2 separate regions of the Homo sapiens genome follow, and region 2 is linked to region 1. The links are chromatin contacts, found by Hi-C or POLR2A ChIA-PET in ENCODE. All regions are on one chromosome and are shown on one strand. The core of a region is the stretch at or near the end of the contact, and the rest is flanking DNA. Distances in the headings are between cores, read along the strand shown. Region 1 overlaps LOC105373418 (a long non-coding RNA gene). Region 2 has its middle 100 kb from the start of TAF1B.

Evidence for each region. A loop is a pair of places that touch in the nucleus more often than their neighbours do. ChIA-PET counts read pairs that join two places held with the same protein, here RNA polymerase II (POLR2A). Pooled maps may share reads with other maps.
Region 2: a map of psoas muscle shows a loop between it and region 1 (8-fold over the local background). The contact joins two enhancer-like sites. A Hi-C loop is called at or near these places in 6 of 168 maps with a recorded cell type or tissue (CD4-positive, alpha-beta memory T cell, GM12878, cardiac septum and 3 more) and 18 of 50 pooled maps. POLR2A ChIA-PET finds 5 or more read pairs at or near these places in 13 of 52 experiments (AG04450, CD4-positive, alpha-beta T cell, CD4-positive, alpha-beta memory T cell and 9 more).

Annotation. Positions count from the first base shown.
Region 1 is chr2:9,691,010-9,694,953 of GRCh38, reverse strand. The region is part of intron 3 of LOC105373418 (a long non-coding RNA gene); the gene reads right to left. Among named protein-coding and RNA genes, the nearest start is that of YWHAQ, 62 kb to the right of the region's middle. RefSeq lists enhancers at 1,796-1,855, 2,009-2,808. Within about 2 kb of position 2,038, at least 10 of the 41 ENCODE cell types and tissues checked have a DNase peak (open chromatin) inside an H3K27ac peak, as active enhancers do; they include gastrocnemius medialis, natural killer cell and psoas muscle, where a contact is called at or near this core.
Region 2 is chr2:9,737,433-9,740,936 of GRCh38, reverse strand. It overlaps the pseudogene RNU4-73P. Among named protein-coding and RNA genes, the nearest start is that of TAF1B, 100 kb to the left of the region's middle. RefSeq lists an enhancer at 2,352-2,451. Within about 2 kb of position 1,301, at least 22 of the 41 ENCODE cell types and tissues checked have a DNase peak (open chromatin) inside an H3K27ac peak, as active enhancers do; they include gastrocnemius medialis, natural killer cell and psoas muscle, where a contact is called at or near this core.

The sequences.
Region 1 (3,944 bases), core at 789-3,288:
ACGGGCAGATTGACTGGAGTCCAACTTCAGAGCCGGAGTCTCTGGCATACAAGCTTTCTAGTGGCAGCCAACAGCGCGGAGGCCCACGACCAGTGAGAATGAAGCCCCTGAGCCTGGCCCCGCAGCGCCAGCCCCTGACCAAGCTAAGCATACGAGGCCACTCAGCACAGGACGTGTAGGTTCTGTCCCAGTGATGGAAACTGCATGGTTCCAGTCTCTCTTCCCGGGGAAGGGGGCACCACGCAGTCCGGCGAAGTGCAATTCCCCCCACCCTGCCCACCCCAGCCCCGAGCACCGGCTTGGCACCCACTGGGTGCTCTGAACATTGGCAAATGCATGTCATGGACAAAACACTGAGCTCTCAAATTTGGTATGTGTGGCCGGGCACGGTGGCTCACACCTGTAATCCCAGCACTTTGGGAGGCTAAGGCAGGTGGATCACCTGAGGTCAGGAGTTCAAGACCAGCCTGGCCAACATGGTGAAACCCCGTCTCTACTCAAATTACCAACAAAATTAACTGAGCGTGGTGCCAGGCACCTGTAGTCCCAGCTATTCAAGAGGCTGAGGCAGGAGAATCGCTTGAACCAGGGAGGCGGAGGTTGCAGTGAGCTGAGATAGTGCCATTGCACTCCAGCCTGCGCAACAGAGTAAGACTCCGTCTCAAAAGAAAAAATAATAAAATAAAATTGGTATGTGTGTCTTTTTCCTCTGGTCCTCACATCTTCCATGTAAAGGAGATGGATTTTTTTTTCATATTCCTTTCTTCAGACAAGATAAAGGGGTGTTTTTATTTTTTTCAAAGCCAATATTGAGAGTCCAGAAGATGAAACAATGTCCCAAGGTTGTAGGGCTCCTGCTTGTGGAGGTGAGATGTTCTCAAACTCACTGTGCTGGCCCTCACCTGACCACAGCAAGCCCGGCTTCCTTTCACGTCACCTTTCATTCCTGCTTCTCGGAGGCCTCACAGAAGCCGCCCACGGAGAGGCAGGGGTGGGAGGCCACGGAGCACTCGAAGACTTGGGCAGCGCTGGCACAGGACAGTGCAGTGAAATGGGACACACGGACCTGAAATGGGATGACCAGCGTGCCAGCCTTTGTCCCTGCAGTGGCTGCACACAACGATTCACCTTCGTGACTGTTTCAGAAAGCAATTTAGGAAAGCCTGCGAGAAACTGGGTCAATGTGCAGGCCTGAGTGATGACAGGCCCAGGTTTTCCTTGGGAGAAAATTCTCCTGCAGGGACCCAGCTGACGAGGGGTCCAGGGTAAGCATGAATCTACGCGGATCAAGCCCTCAGCAGGATTAGGCTTGTCACTCACACAATCTGTAGGTGTATTTGTGGGATGAGGAGACCTGGAAACTGAGGCTCAGACATGCCAAGTTACCTGCCTAGGAAGTGGACAGCGCCCAAGCTTCTTCCACCAGAGCACAAGGACCAACCCAAGCGGGGTTCCTGGGAGTCAGAGCTTCCGAAGGTGGCTTGTCCTGGACTCTCATCTGCAGCATACCCAAGACTAAAAAATGAGCTGATTCAAGGGAGGGTGTTAGCCGGGTGGCGGGCCCGCGGGGAGCCCGGTATTTTTAGCCATTTTGTCATACAGACCAGGATGGAGAGATGAGAAACCGCAGGGACTGGCACAGGCCTCAGGATGAACTCACGAGGCCCAAAATAGGAGGAGCCCAGCCTCCTGATGCCTGTCCAGGCCTCTGTGCTGAGTCAACCACAGAAGTGCCAGTTGCTTTCTTGCTTTCTTTTTTTCTGGGGCCCCAAATCTCTTTTAGAAGGTATTAAATCAAAGAGAGATTGAGCTAGAAGGAAACTTAAAAGATTTTAGTGTCTAAGCCCTTTCTTTGACAAATGAGGCTAAAAGAGGGGGAGTTTCCTGTAAAGTACTGGCAGGACCCTCACCCTAGGCCCCTTGACCACACCCTGTCTCTGCACCATCGCAGGGCAGAGGGCCGAGGTGGAGTGTGGAGGGCGTGGCCCCGCCGTTAGAAAGCCCTGGGCGTGGATTCCGTCTCGTTGCTCACAAGCTTGGCAGCTTCCAACTACCGCTTTGCTTTCTCTGTGATGCTCATTTCTCAAATCGGGATATTGCGGATTTTTGAGAGATTCCAAGGGGACAACATACAAACATGACTTCTCGTCCTCTTCCTGTTCCACCAACTTCAGGGAATTGGGAGGAAGGAGATCTAACAAGCTGCTGTAGGAGTCCCCGGTAGAACCCTTCCAGCAGCCATTCCCTCCCTCCTCCCCCCAGGAGAACCTGATTGTGTCCAGCATCCTCTCCCCCTGGCCAAGTGCTTCGGGAGGTGGTCAGCGCCCAGCACCAGGGTGCGAGTAAGACGATCCTCAGCCACTTGCCGGCCAATCAGAAATGAAAGGGAATCTGCTGGGGCAAATGGTCCCCGGACGTTGTCATGCATATGTGACATCTGGGCCTAGGGCAGCTTTGCCAGGAAGGGCCTCAACCTGAGGGCTAAGGACAGCAGAGAAGAAAAAAGTAAAGAACTGGAGTCCATGGCTCTGGACTGCTTGTCACGTGAGATCACAGATTGCTCACCCTCTAAGCCATTCCCCTTGGAGGCTTTTGATATTCGAAGCCCACCCAGATCATTCTCACTGCAATGGATGAGTCTGAACAGAAGTACAGTTTTATTTTTAATGCCAAGGCTAACTCAGGACTGAACTCTCCTTGAGGCCCTTTCAAAAGATGGTGCAATTTCATTAATCCAGCAGTCTCCTTGGTCATGCAAAGTTCCTGACCATCCTGGTGCTCCCGATGTGCCTGTGTGTTCGTCTGTGTTGCACTTGGATCCCGAAGTCAGGTGTCCCAGTGATGTCAAAAGAAACTGTGAGGCCAGGCACAGTGCTCATGCCTGTAATCCCAGCACTTTGGGAGGCCAAGGCAGGCAGATCACCTGAGGTCAGGAGTTCGAGACCAGTCTGGCCAACATGGTAAAACCCCACCTCTACTAAAAATACAAAAATTAGCGGGGTGTAGTGGTGAGCACCTGTAGTCCCAGCTACTTGGGAGGCTGAGACAGAATTGCTTGAACCCAGGAGGCGGAGGTTGCAGTGAGCTGAGATCACACCACTGCACTCCAGCCTGGGCAACAGAGCCAGACTCCATCTCAAAAAAAAAAAAAAAAAAAAAAAAGAAGAAGAAAAATTGGAGGGACTGTTTGTTCACTGCCTCCTGAGAGCTTCACGTGACCTCTGGGGGCACACCACCAGAGTCTGTGTCCCACCCTCCCTCGTGGGTCAGGTCTGGCTGTGGGGAGCCTGCATTTGTCCCTCCCAGTGGCAGCCAGGCCTGGGCTTTCTCCTCAAACTGTCTCCCTGCCCCTTGGCCCTTTCACACTGAACCACAGAGTTTAATCTGGAAGAGGGGCTAGAGAGAGGGACTGTGAAGATGGTGGCCAAGCCAGGTGAGGCAATGGTGGGAGGGAGGGAGATGGGTGACAAGATTCAATTCCTGAACTGTCAAAGGTGAGGTCTCTGCTGGTCTCAGGACTCCATTCTCGGCTCTAAAGACCCAGGCAAGCAGATGTCATTTGAAGGCCAGAAATTTGGGAAGACATAAAATCAATATTTATTGAGCAACTACTGTGTTCCAGGAACCATCCTTTATGAATGAGGTTGCTATGCTATCCCCATTTTACAGGTGATGAGACTGAGGCTCAGAGGGTGGAGAGCACCAAATCGAGCATCAAATCCAGGTCAGAAATCTGGTGGGTTTAGCTCCGAAGCCTGTGCTTTCCACAGCACCGACTGCCCTCAGGCGTCACATTAAGGACGCACAGAGTAAACTGGACTCATGACAGCTTTCATGTGAGAGCGATCTCACTGCACTTGGCTTTTTAGTAAGAGGCAAAAGATTTATATGATCTGAAGAGAAACCTTTTTTAGGAAAATTAAGCACGATGGGTTCCATGTGCC
Region 2 (3,504 bases), core at 52-2,551, 47 kb before region 1:
CTCCCCTTCCAGGGCTGAGGTCACTAACCTCCCCTAGACCTGGCGACCAGTAGCTGGTGTAAGAGGTCCCCAAGAACAGGGGTGATCTGACTCACCCTGGAGAAATTTAAGACACGCTGGGAAGGCAGAGCCCTTGCTTAAAAATAACTCCTCAGATTTCTGCAGTGGCGGTACCATAGCCAATGAGGTTTGCCTGAGACATGATTATTGCTAATTGAAAACTTTTCCCTATAGCTTGTCATGACAACTTGAAATATAATTGGCATCGAGAATTTTTGAGACTCTCTACAGAGGCTGAACAACCAAAAAAACATAAAAATTTAACTCCTCCTCAGCTTCACTTTGGCACAATGCCAGAAGGACCTCTATTAAGTTGTGCACATTTGTGCAGCCCCCCACCCCCCAACTTCAAATACAAATGCCCATCAGGGAGCTAAAACCTTCTGCATTCGTTGGTTGGAGGAGTCCCCACTAGGGTATGAGTGTTGAGGGTGTAGGGGCAGGAACCACATGTGAGTCGTTGTTGTATTTGCCACACTATGTGACAGGTGGGTGGATGGATAGATGGGTGGATGGGTGGGTGGGTGGGTGGGTGGGTGGGTGGATGGGTGAATAGATGGGTGGATGGGTGGGTGGATGGGTGGATGGATGGGTGGATGGATGGGTGGATGGGTGGGTGAATGGATGGGTGGGTGGGTGGGTAGATGGATGGATGGATGGGTGGGTGGATGGATGGGTGGGTGGGTGGGTGGATGGATGAGTGGATGGATGGTAGGATGGATGGATGGGTGGGTGGATGGATGGGTGGGTGGATGGGTAGATGGATGGATGGATGGATGGATGGGTGGGTGGGTGGGTGGATGGATGAGTGGATGAATGGATGGATGGGTGGGTGGGTTGATGGAGAGACAGGAGTGAAAAATACACAACAGAGGGAGAGGAAAATCACAGTCTATCCTTGCTTGTTTCCAGCAAAGAAGAACGTAGCTCCTGACTGGCTGCCACATATGTGTCTGAGCAGCGAGTTCCAGGGACCTTCTCAGTGATGCCGATGGCCTCTCCAGGCAAATAGCGCAGGCCTGGCCGGTATCCAGAAGGAACTCCAGGCTGCCTCTCCTTCCCGGACGCACACCCTCCCCTGGGGAAAGACCCCAGACAGAGCCCGCGGGGCCTACAAATAGCAGAGTCCCTGGCTCTGAGCACAGGCAACGGAGAGGGGACGGGAAACGGGACTCGGGCGCCAAGTCACTCCCCTGCCTCGCCCTGGCGGAAGGGCAGGCGTCACACCTCTAGGAGGAAGGCAGATGTGAGAGGGCTGAGCCCTTCCGGGGGCTCAGAGGATCAAAGGCACTGACATCCTAAGAGAATTGGAAACCAGAAACAGGGCCGGGCGCGGTAGCGCACGCCTGTAATCCCAGCACTTTGGGAGGCCGAGGCGGGCGGATCACGACAGAGCGAGACTCCGTATCAAAAAAAAAAAAAAGAAAAAACAAAATAGAAACCGGAAACAGGATGAGCTGGGTCTGCAGAAGCGGCGTGTGGGACCCATTCCCCGCAAGGGCTTTGTGGATAGGAACCCAGCACAGACTTCCCTCTTATCAACAGGACCGAGGCATGAGAACACGAGGGTCAGCCTGGGCTCCCTGACCGCAGTCTCCTCAGAAGGGAGTCTGGACAGCGAGTCTTGCCTCTGCTGCTCCTCTGGGGCCTCCTGATGCCTGGCAGGGAGAGGAGCCACCGTGTGAGGGTTTCTGAAATTAAACTGTTCTCAGAGTCGCAGCTGTCAGGAAGGGACAGCAAGAGCCAGCTGACAGGAGCCTGAATCTTTCCAACGCAATCCATCTAGGATGGGAAAAGAAAGACCAATTTCCAGCCTTGCCAGACTCCTAGGGATGGGCTGAGCATGCAGACTCTGTCACTCACCAGCCGCTGACCTTGGCCAAGCACCTCATTGTCTCTGAGTCTTGGTTTCCTTATTCATAAAACGATAAAAGTCCTGATCTCACAAGGCTGATGTGGGAGCCAGAAATAGCGATGCTGTGTGACAGGCCCGCAACCCTTCCAGTTCCTCTCCCTCACCAGCAAGCCAGAGGCCTGTTTTATTCAGGGTTTCTGGCAGCCACATGCTTCAGGAGAAGCAGGACTCCCTGGGAGCCTAGCACAGTGTCTTGATTGGTCTAAGCCAGTCACGGTGACCCAGTGATTAGTTTATGAACGGGCGTGTAACTTCATTCTGACTAACAAGACACGAGAGGAAGTGTCTGGATGAATTTGGGGAAAGTTTCCCTTACTCTTAAAAAAAGAGCTATAAAGAAGGGGCTTTCTCTCTTTCTGACCTTTGGGTGTGGTTGGGTGAGAACATGATACTTAGAACTGCTGCAGCCATATTGTGACATAAAGGGATAATACCCAACATAAAAGCCAAGAGGCTAACGATGGCAGAGTGTCGAGATGAAAAGAAGCCAAGTCCTTGGTGACAGCCTTGAGCGGTTGAATTAATTTCCCTTGGGATGTCCCCAACTTGAGACATCTCATTAAGTGAGAGAATGCTGTCCCAAGGTCAGAGACACGGGACAGTGGGGGTCAGGGGCAAAGGCTCTAGAGCTTGACTGCCCAATCCACCACCACTACTACTGAGGACTTTTGGCTTGTTTATTTTCTCTCTCTTCTCAGTTTCCTCATCTGTGAAATGGGGATGGTGATAATAACCGTATCTGGTTTATGAGATCATTGTGAGGATTTAAGGGGTTAATGTGTAGAAAGTATTCAAATCGCGTCTGGCACATGGTAAGTGTCATGTAAGTGTCAGCTATGACTATTGCAAGCCATTTTGACTTTTTCTGTTATTTATATCTCAAAGTATCCTCTTAAAGTCCTCATGGAATAGGTGCTTGGTCAGTAGTAGCTGTGTGTTCACAAGTTTCTGGGCTGAACAACTGTGTGCGCCACTGTATGTGCACAGAGATAGTACTAATGCAAATGTCCCAAGGAGCTTCTCGAGTGGACATCACTGGACTCCTGCACCCCATCCCCAAGGGGAGCTTCTGCAGGAGGGGAATAAGCAGAAAGCAGGAGAAGGCATTCCAAAGTGCCTGGTGGGGACTGGGGGAGTGGAAGTGGGGGGCACTAGGAGGAGTGGGGAGTACCAGAGGAAGTGGGGGGCACTAGGGGGAGTGGGAGGTACTAGGGGGAGTCAGGGGTACTAGAGGGAATGGGGGTACTAGGAGGAGTGGGGGGCACTGGGGGAGTGGGAGGTACTGGGGGAGTAGGGGGCACTAGAAGGAGTGGGGGTTACTAGGACGAGTGGGGGTACTAGAGGGAGTAGGGGGTACTAGGGGGAGTGGGGGATAGTGGGGGAGCCAGGGGTACTAGAGGAAGTGAGGGGTTACTGGGGGAGTGAGGAGTACTAGAGGGAGTAGGGCACTAGGGGGAGTAGGGGGTACTAGAGGAAGTGGGGGGTACTAGGGTGAGTAGGGCACTAGGGGGAGTTGTGGGACATTTGGA